2 separate regions of the Homo sapiens genome follow, and region 1 is linked to region 2. A link is an interaction called in ENCODE POLR2A ChIA-PET data of the cell type or tissue named here. Cell type or tissue: Panc1. All regions are shown on one strand. Each heading gives the region's core, and the rest is flanking DNA. Links, peaks and the distances in the headings are about the cores only.

Region 1 (5,397 bases), core at 236-5,235, 1.1 Mb before region 2:
ATCAGCCTGGTGTGGTGATGCATGCCTGTAGTCTCAGTTACTTGGGAGACTGAGGCAGGAGGATCACTTGAGCTCAGGAGTTTAAGGCTGCAGTGACCTATGATCGTGTCACTGCACTGCAGCCTGGGTGACATGGTTCTGTCTCTAAAAAACAAAAGAAGAAAGAAAAACAACAAAAAAAAAACCACTGAGTAAGATATCTTTAATAGGGAGGGGTAGTAGTCTGTATCTTCAATAGGGAGTAGTGCACTGTGGTGAACCGAAGTGCCCATACCAGCTGTAATGTGGTAGTCACAGCTTATAATCCAATGTGTCTAGTATTGTTAGAACCCTAAATTTTGTGGGGAGAAATAGAAATACAGATTTAAACGTTAAATCCCCCAGATGTTTAATGTTGGAAGTAGACTCAATCTATTTCAGAAAAATAGGCCAAATCTAACATTTGTGATTTTAATACCAGAGGAGTGTTTAGTAGTCATCAAAAATGTAGAATTACTGGTTCCCTTCCAAAAACCCACGAATATCTATAGAAGAATTAGCCAAGGCTAGTTGTATATCATGTTTATGTTTGAAATAAATCATAATGTATAGGTATTTCCCTCATTATAAGAATTTGTGTAACATGAGTTATAAACAAATATTTATTGTATGCATGCTAAAAATAATGAAATATATTTTAGTAATAGAAGAAATATTATACATTTTCTTAAGAGAATTTAAGTGTCCAATAGTTAGAATTCAAGCATTTATATTAAAAACAGCCACACCAACATGACCTGCAGAAAACTCAGGACAAAGAAAAAGAAAAAAACTCCAATATAAGACCCTTAGCCCTCTATAGCACATGTGAAACATATCATTAATGAAACATTTTAAATAATGAACTGATGTATCTAGAGTAATGTTTTTATGGACAGGATAAATAATCCGAAATGGTATATGCCACTTGTTTCTATGTAGTATTTGGTGTGTGCATTTTTAAGTTTTTTCTTATCTGTATTTTCTATTTTTTAGTCTCATTGTAAAGATCTTAAAATCTTATGTTGCTTTTTCTTTCTATTTTTATTCTGATTGTATATATCTTATAATAAATGACTAAAATTATACCATGTCCTTCCAAGTTCTGAAAATAAATACTTATCAAAACACAAAAAACAAAGCATTTGGAAGTTTCAGAGGAATTTTTATTTTAAATAGAATGACTCGTGCAAACTGTAAGTTATGTCATATCACTAAAGACATCTCATAAATACTAAGGCAGAATTTTACATTCGGCATGAAAGGAAACTGAATTAAAGTCATGTACTGTATAAGCAAGACAATGTATCAGTGTTCTCACTTGCCTTGCCCAAGATCACACTGAAAATGGTAAAAGGAATTGGATAGGAAATGTCTGAAAAGCCAGACCCCCAGCCAGAGTGTGGCTATGGGGAATTTCACAACTAAAGGCTGGCAGGGAAATATCATTGGAATGGTTATGAAACATTAGGACATCTTCCTGTTTCCTCCAGGAGCAAGAGAAGAAGCCTGGATTCTGCTATTAGCCATTATTTTGAGATTTCTGTTATGATTTTTAGGCTTGAAGGCACGGAAAAGTGGAGACGCGTTCTACATTAGTTGTAGAATTCTAATGAGCTCAGTAATTATGGGAATCATCTGGAAAGAAGAGCTGTCTCACCTTTGGATTCTAAAAATGCCTTATAATGGAAGGAGACCCTGAGCATAGCTTGTGCAAAATTTGGGGCCTTTATATCAGATAGATTTCAAAGCACAGAGCTACAAATAAAGATTTTGAATGGTACATGTCAAGACTCAACACTTTGGCCATTCAAGTGGACTATATGTTGAGTGTATTATGAATCTTCTGGAAAGGGCTTGAAGTAACTAGCAAGTTTTCTATAAAATCCATGGAAATATTTATTTGTTGCTTGCAAAGGTGATTAATTGAAGGGCCCTGGACATAGAGTTTCAGAGATCAGGTTGAGAAAGTGAGCTTATTGTTAACCATCCTTAAATCAATTGCTTCTAAATCTCTGCAGGTAAGATTTGTGTAAATTTTAATAAGAAACATTATTACGTTCTATATTTATATTTTTAAAGATTTATATTGAAAATAAATACTGTAAAATAAGATAAAAAACCAATGAACAAGAATTAAAAGCTAAAAGTAATAACAGTACCAAAAAAAGAAAAAAGTATAAAAGAAAAATAATTAACAAGGACTTCTAATGGAAATAATGAAAATAAAATACTAACACCACTGAAGAACTAGAATTAAAAATGAAAGAAAATGGACTAAAAGATCACAAAAAATTAAAACTAAAAAAGATTAAAAATATTTTAAAATAATGAATAACAATAAAAGTATAATAGTGTGATTATATTTATTTTATGTGCTTAATTTGATTGTTAAAGAGTTTCATGTAAGTCAACTCTCTTTAATTAATACCACCTATAAATTTTGATATACAAGAACAATGACACTGACCCGTCAGACACTGTCTTCATGCCTTACTTTTTCATGATGGTCTTGATTTGTCTCATAGGTTCATAATCTCTTCTTTGCACACCTCCTCATTTCAATTGCACACTTTCAAATGTTTAAACAATTTTACTTTTATTAATATTTCATACTCTTTGGAAGTCATCCTTAAACTTCTTCCAACCTTAGATGGCTCTAAAAAGCAGGTTTCCTAACTCCTTCCCCTGTGTGTGTATATGTATGTGTATGTGTAACATTATCTTCAGTTTTATGTAAATGCACACTGACCTGTCATGTAAATACATAAGCAAGCATGGTTTCTACTTGCTCTCTTATTGCTAAACCCTTTCAAACTATTTGGCAGAGAGAAACAACTCTTTCTTTTCTGGGGAAGAAAAGTGTAGCATCAGAGAGTATCATTCTTATGTTCAGCTTCATAGTAAGAAATATTTGGAATGGGATTCTGTTTAGTAAATTTTTACTGAATATTTGATTTTTAAACAGGTATTCTTATATTAATTATAACAGTTACATAAGAAATTTGATATGACACTTTTCACTAGAGGTTGATTGGTTTTGGACACTATATGAATAAGTTTTGTCTATTAAACCACAGTAGATGTGATAAAAAATGATCATTTAGCAACAGTTCTGTAGATCTGTTCATGTCCAAAGAAGCCACAAGAAAGATTTATGAAAGAGAATATCCAGCAGTGTTAACATTTCTGAGCTTCTGGAAGAAAATGGGGGATCAAGGGAAACATCTTCACATTAGAGGAACAACAATATCTCATAAGGAGTCCATTGTTGAATTAAAAATTTAAAAAAAAGTTTTTTAATGCCACGAAGTCTGTGGATTAGTCTTCTCTGTTTACCATAGAGAAACTATATTGGCTTTCACAGAGGTGACTAAATGTTCTTGAGCTATTTATTTTTACTAAATAATTTTAGTTGATTGAATTAAAACATTTTGTATTTTTTCAACGTGTTTATTAAATCACTATAAAGACACAAAAGATGACAATTCATCCTTATCCACCTGCCCTCTTTGATATTAGGATTGTTACGTATTATTTTGTTTTAATATTTTTGTTATGTGACAGAAAAAAGAAAGGTATGGGGAGAAAAAGCACTTCTTTTTACATTCATTAGGAACTTTTCCTCTTTGTTCTTTTCTCCTAGTCTCTTTTGCTTCCCTCCTGAGGCACAAATCTCTTTTGCTTCCCTTCTGTTGCACAAATCTCTTTGCTCCTCTGTTCATTAATTCATTATCTATTGAATAACACCATGGGAAACAACACATTGCTCCCCAAGGTGCTTTCAATAAATAATGAAGCAACCAGATGACTAGGTCTCACCAACATGGGAGAGGAGTGAGGAGCTGAGAATTTGTGAAAGGCATGGGATTATTTTTTGAAAGGAATTGTTTTTTTCACTTGTACTATACAGAAGCCTTGGGTCCCATTTCCCTTCATGGGGTTCCATAAGTTTTAGCTCCAAAATTTTATTGAGAAACACAACTGGGGACTTCTCAGGAATCCACACTGATCTTGTCAGCTGCCTGGGTTGTGAAATTGGTGAGAGAGAAATGACAGGAGTGTTGTCAGCAGCCACAGTGTCAGCAGAAAACAAAGTGAACAGACACATGTGACTCAAAGGAGCCATGTTTGTGGCTATTAGAAACTTAGACTGACTTGCTAATGTCTTACTCATGGCACTAAAACAAGAAACAGGTATTTGTAATGGTGATCGAGGTCCATTTACAATTGGTTCGGCAAGGGAGTGACTGATTTGTTGGTGAGCATTTTGACACTGGTTCATATTCTCTAATCACGTCATTCAGCTGATTAAAAAACAAGGTCATAGTTTGTTCAGGTTTAATCAGAATATATTCATATAAAATACATATTCACTACATTTTACATCTCTAAAATTTCACCAGACACTAAATAAGAATGAAGTAAGTAAATTGATAAAAAATTAGATTAAAGGAAGAACTTCTGTTTTTGCAAATTCTTGTCACTATGCACAAAATCTACTCACCATTTCATGTTGTGTTTCTCGTGTTTTATTCATCAAGAGATAAAAGGAAAAACAGTGGGAAATTTTGAAAATAAGAATCTTAAGGCTAAAGAGGTTGCTAATATGTAACTTTGTTTTGAAATAGGACTGGAGTCAGAACTTATGGAGGGAAAAGGTAGCTGCAGACTACTCTTCTGAAAAATAAGAAGCAATTGAAGGCACACACGTAATTTCCTTTTGCTACTTATCTTGGCATCTGACAGCTCTTAAAATCATGATTGGCTTCGTAAGACTAACAAATATAAGGTGGTAAGTTAAAAAGGCACTACTTTTCTTGTCTTGGTTTTGTTTGAATCAAAATAGCGGCCTATATATAGGTTCCTACATAAGATAATATTATGTAAACCCAAATAGAACCCTCTGGGAGCTACATTACCACCACCATCACCTTCTTTGCTTTACCGCACTAACTGGCACTTTTAATTTTCCTGGAAAGAGGTCTCAGTAAGGATAAACTTCATAAACCAGTAAGCTTTAGGTGTTTAGAACACCTTCTGGAAAAGCAATGTCCAGAAATGTTGCCCTGAAAACTCTGTGCGTGTTTCTGACTTAACCCCGAAGTACTCTTGTTAGAAAGATTTGATTAATCTTGGTTTCAGTATTCCTTTTCCTGAGTTGATGTGGATGGGGAGATCATGGGAAGAAGGTAGATAAAAGAGCAGTTATTCTGTTAAATTTCATCTAAAAGTCATCTTCTGAGATCACACAATGGTAAAAACATTAGCTTTTGACAAAGTTGACTTGAGTTTGAAATCAGCTTTGCTATGATCCTTAGATAAATTACTTACATTTACTGAATTTAAATTTCCATAATCATAAAATGGAGCTAAACC
Region 2 (5,397 bases), core at 153-5,152:
TATTTTTGCAGGGTCAGATTATTTGTTTTTTTGCTGTCGAGTTGCATGAGTTCATTATATAGTTTGGACATTACCCCTTTATCTGATAATGTGGTTCACACATGATTTTTACAGTTCATTGCTATCTTTGCATTTTGTTAATTGCTCCCTTTGTTGTACTGAAGCTTTTTAGTTTGATGTAGTCCCAATTGTTTATTTTTTATTTTGCTGCTTATGCTTTTGGTTAAATATCCAACAATTTCTTGTCAGAGCCAATACCAAGGGGCTTCCATCCCTTTTTCTTCTAGGATTGTATAGCTTCAGGTCTTATGCATAGATCTTTAATCCATTTTGAGTTAATCTGTGTATGGTGTAAGATACGAGCCAGTTTCATTCTTTTGCATGTGGATATTCATTTTCCCACACTATTTACTGAAGAGGCTATTCTTGCTTCATTGGGTCTTCTTGGTGGACTTATCAAAAATTTGTTGACTGCATATGCTTAAGTTTATTTCTAGGCTCTCTGTTCCATTTGTCTATATGTCTGTTTTTATGCTAGTCCAATATTGTTTTGATTACTATTGCTTTGTGAACACATTTTTATATTATTTTCTTTAAATAAGCTTATTTAAAAAACATTTTTAATAAAGTTGTCACTTGTATGTTAAGGATTGATGTTTTCCATTAGAGGCTCATTTCCCCACAGATGAGGGTATGTTAACCTGACTGTGACCAAAGTGACTATTATGAGCCAGAATGTCTCATATTAACTTCTACTACATAACACATTTACTTTTGTAAGTTTAGATAGGAAACTTGCAAAAGTTCAAATATCATTTCATTTTTAAGTCTTAAAATATTTATTATGATATTTATTATAAGTATTATAAAAAAGCCTTGTCATTAAAAAAATCCAATAATAAGGAAATGCTTTGGTGATAAAATTGTAGTTACTAGAATTTTATATATGTGCTGGATTTTAAATAATAATAACCTATTCTTTTAGAAACTAAAACAAAAAATTATTTAATGTATCGAAATTTCACCTTCTTAAGTCCTATTCATTAAATGTCAAATGTTTTAAACTCTACCAAATCATGAATATGAACAGTATTATTCAATATAATTTACTTAATCACGATTATAATTCCTTATTAAACGTATTGCTAACTATATAAAACAGGAAATAAATTATATTAATATAATAAGATAAATGTGCTCTGAAAGTTAAAAACATTAATCATTCCCTAAGGTAAGTGTTAGCAATTACCTTTCAAATATTACAAAGGGGCAGGAATAAGAAAGGCTAACAAGATTCATTTGAACATTATTTATTCTGTATGTTTTCTGAGATACCATATTTACTCTTTTCTCTTCATTTTTATCATTTTATTTTTTCTAGAATTATTATATTTAGAAACAGTAATTCTACACATTTTAATAGAAAGAGTTAAAATATAAAAATATAGAAACAATTTAAAGTTAATGAGCTATTTCATTGATTTGCTTGGGATTAAAAGAACATAGCAATCACTCAATAAATATTGGCTATATTTTAAATATTCTCACATATCCCTTTAATATACTTTAAACTGACACATTAGGAATGTAAAGTCACATAAAATATGTACTGAATATTAAAGACTACGTAAAATGACAGTCTTTGTTTTCATCTTCACTTCAGCTTTAGCTACTGTGAAAGGAATAATTTTTTTCAAGTTACTAAAGAACTTACTTTTTTCCAAAGTTCTGTTTTATTGTATGTGTCATAGTTGTTTTGGAACTACATATTTAACTTTATCATAACACCCTTAATTTATGTAGGAAGTTTTAGATTCAATGTTTTTTCAACTTCAATTTCTACTTTTTCTATTACTTCTATTTCTGTGATCGCAGGGCAAGAATATTTCCCTTGGTTGTCACTAAAGACCTTGTTCTCTGTGCTTAATGCTTAGTTTTCTTTAAAAAGATCCTTGAAGTATACTTGCAAGGCCTTTCATTTATTTACTGGTGAGCTTTACCAGAGACTCTGCTTGCATAGCCAGTTCACATCTCTTCAGACAGCAGTGGCTCACTAAGATAGGTGAGGGAAGAAAACTTGCTAAACTGCATGAAAGACTGAGAGACCCACTGATGCTGTGGACACATTCAATGCTGTCTTTACCTGAGGGCTGCTGTGTTCGTTTTGTTTTATAATCAGTAACTGATGCTAAAAGAAATATAAATAAGAAATACTATAGGGAATTATTTTCAAGATACTCAAAGCTAAATGCAAGTTGAAAGTAGTTTGCTATATAAGTTAAAAACTTTTTGAAAAGGTCAGTTGAGAATTTGGCAAATTAACAAATGCATTTTTCTATTCTTGTAATTTTCTTTATTAACTGCTCTCTCATTACTTAAAATTACAACAGAGAAGGCTAAGGCTTATGGCACAAGAATGGGAAGACCAACCTACACCTGCACAAAACAAGAAAGGTGACAAATGAACTTTTAATAGATTGTATAAAGTCCAAGCAAAAACAGTAGCCTTGAAAACCTAGTATTTAAATCAAATAGAGGTCATGGTGGTGGAAGTGAGCAGGAGGTGGCTGGGGGAGAAAAAGCGTTGAGTTCTGAAATGCTTTATGTCAGGAATAAAAAATATCAGGAGCAATTCCCAAAGCAAATACAGAGTTCCAGGCATGGTAAAGAGGATTATTTTAGCATAAGTGAGAGAAGAACAATAGAGTGGGTCCTATATTCCCTGATAAAGAAAGGCAATAGAGTGGGTGCCTATATTCCCTGATAAAAGGCATCTACAACCCACCAGAGTAGGAAAGAAGGATGCATGCTCACTTCCCAACATGTAGTTGAGGAAGATTGCAAGACTTGCCTAGAAGTTCTGAGATCTGGGTCCCACTTGGGGGAGCCCTCAAGTAGCATAGTAGGGTAGACTGAGTCAAATTTTCAAGGAATGGGGCCTGGTATTTCTTTGCCTTACTGTAGTTCTGGGGAAGCTGTCAGGATTCACCAATCCCACACCGCTTCAAAAGAAAAGGGAAAGATAATGATGTTAGGCTCAAGGAACTTGTGATTTGCTTAAGAAAAATGCAGACTGAATAGAACTAGTGACTAAAAGCCAAGACAGTTCCAAGGACATAAAAAATAAATGCTATGCATGCTAGACGCTAGAACACAACTAGAAAAAACTGTTGAAGTTGAGTTCAAACAAGAAGTATTCTCTCCTATACCACACCAGGATGCTTTCAAGGAAAACTCTTTAATTTAGACATAATTCAATTAAGAAAAATAATACAAGATTCCAAAGACCAAAGGCAGATAAAAACTTATAAATTTCTGGATATCTAAAAAATACACAGTCACTTCTAAAGGTGTTAATAGCACGAGCAAAGTATGATAAGCAAAATATTTCTATGATGTGAAAAGTGCCTACTCAGAAGAATTCTTGCTGAATGTAAAGAAGATGATACTCAAATTTGTGGTAATGAAAGAAGAAAAGTTATATAATTAGTTGAATAAATGTTTGCTATTACTAGTAGAAAATAAAAATAAGACTCATTTAACGCCATGTTAGTTATTATCTCCTTTCCCTAAAAGGGGTTATTAAAACAATAGTGCATCTTAAAAATCAGTGTTACATTTTATTTGGGATTATAAGACAATTTGATTTTAATCCATGAAAATGTCATCTTCCTGATTTCTTATTCTGTTGGATAATCATTAGTGTGAGTGATTTAGGGTCTGTAATACCTGGATTTTTAATGTCAGCTATTATTTTTACTATCAGTATGGTTGCTAAACATGAATAGGAGTTTCCTATAAAATGGATATATCAATCTTTTATAGAGTTACATAAAAATAAATGAAATAAACACACATATATGCCTTGTATTCAGTTGTTGCATTTCCTCTTCTATTTTAGTTTTTACTTACCTGGTACTTTTCAATGGAGCTCATTATAGTGGTTAAAAAGATTTATAGTCCAAGAAAAAAAAAAAAGAGGAAAACATTACCACTTTTATTCCCTTCACATTTCAGAATCTGTTGCAGCCTTCTGCTTTTAAGTTAGTCAATTTTGTTTCTTATAAAATTAAGAGAAAAAATTAACATGTTTTTTCCTCCTGAGACCTTTTCAGCAATAGCTTTTTAATTATCTTCTGTGGTAAAAATAACAAATTATAGTTTTTAATAAAAAGTCTCACTTTAGGGTACTTGGGAGGTTTTAGGCTAACCTCTAAATCATCTGAATGGAATATACCTCCTGGGGATAAAAGAAAAAATTAAATGGATTTTTAAAATTGACATGAAGAAAATGGTTTAACACTTACTTACATATCATCATGCTTATAAGTATGATCTGGGATTGTCATCTGCTGTATTGTTTAGAACCCATCTTCTCTGAGGGTTTTCTGGTATTACGTTCAATCAGTGGAATAATATTGCATCTCCTTTTATGTATGTGCAAACATTGCATTTAGTTTTCCATTTTTACATTTTGCACAGCTCACTGAGATACAATATGAAGTATTTAATTGCTTATTCTGCCAACTGCTGAAGTATACACTTTCATTACAGCTTAAATTAAAGACTTGGAATCAAAGTTATTGCTTTTTTAATACACATATGAAGTTATGGACACTGGAGTTTGTAATAAGTAACAACATCAACGTATCTCCTGACTAAAATTACTTGAGTAGAACACTCATTATAACAAGAGGATACCTGCAGTGTCCCTTTGTAATGTACTACAAATTTTCAGTGGTATTAAACTCTTATTTAAACTTATGTTAACATCAAGGAAAGTACACCTTGATTAAACTTGTGTCTTTAGGTAAAAGTAAAATATCAAATAAATTATTCTGTATATATTTTTGTGTGTTTAAATTGATTTTATCTATCTTTTAAAATCATAGCACTTTGCCTATTGTTCATATATATATAAATCTAAAATTAAGAGACAGTAAAAGTGTCATCATTTATATTATGTTATAGTATTTTAACCTACCAAACTAATAGAAGCTTCATAATACCTAGTATTAACTATGCATGCTTATCTGAAAGATAAGTGCTTTCTGTGGAATTAGGATTTTTATCCTTCACCACTGTATGTAAATTCAGTGACTGTATGCAGTTTTCACTGAAATAACTTTGATTTTCTGCCGTACTCCTTGGAGGCCAGTTAAAAATACATTGTATGCTGGCGTTTAATTTCATCATATTTTTATCAAGTTAATGACCAGACATAGTGTATTATAACTAAATATATAAGGGCTCTGGTAAAAACAATTAAGGGAGCAGTATATTCAGGGAAAACAAAGGAGGAAGTGATACCAAAAAGAGTCATTTTGGGTCTAACCACATTCTGAAGCTGCCACTTAAAAGAGTTACCTTAACCTGTCTCTGCCTCAGTTTTTTCAT

Evidence for each region. ChIA-PET counts read pairs that join two places held together with the same protein. Peaks named below come from ENCODE experiments on the same cell type or tissue, not always from the same donor. Only the 100,000 strongest peaks of a DNase experiment are listed, where the experiment ranks them.
Region 1: POLR2A ChIA-PET joins it to region 2 with 6 read pairs; 1 of 35 experiments calls an interaction of 5 or more read pairs at or near these places.

The regions. Positions count from the first base shown.
Region 1 is chr14:47,960,618-47,966,014 of GRCh38, reverse strand. No RefSeq gene overlaps it. Among named protein-coding and RNA genes, the nearest start is that of LINC00648, 170 kb to the right of the region's middle. In Panc1, for the core only: no CTCF peak of the experiment used is centred there; no DNase peak of the experiment used is centred there; H3K27ac peaks cover 251 bases.
Region 2 is chr14:46,887,294-46,892,690 of GRCh38, reverse strand. All of the region lies in intron 10 of MDGA2 (MAM domain containing glycosylphosphatidylinositol anchor 2), which reads left to right. Among named protein-coding and RNA genes, the nearest start is that of RPL10L, 240 kb to the right of the region's middle. In Panc1, for the core only: no CTCF peak of the experiment used is centred there; a DNase peak (open chromatin) is centred at 2,304.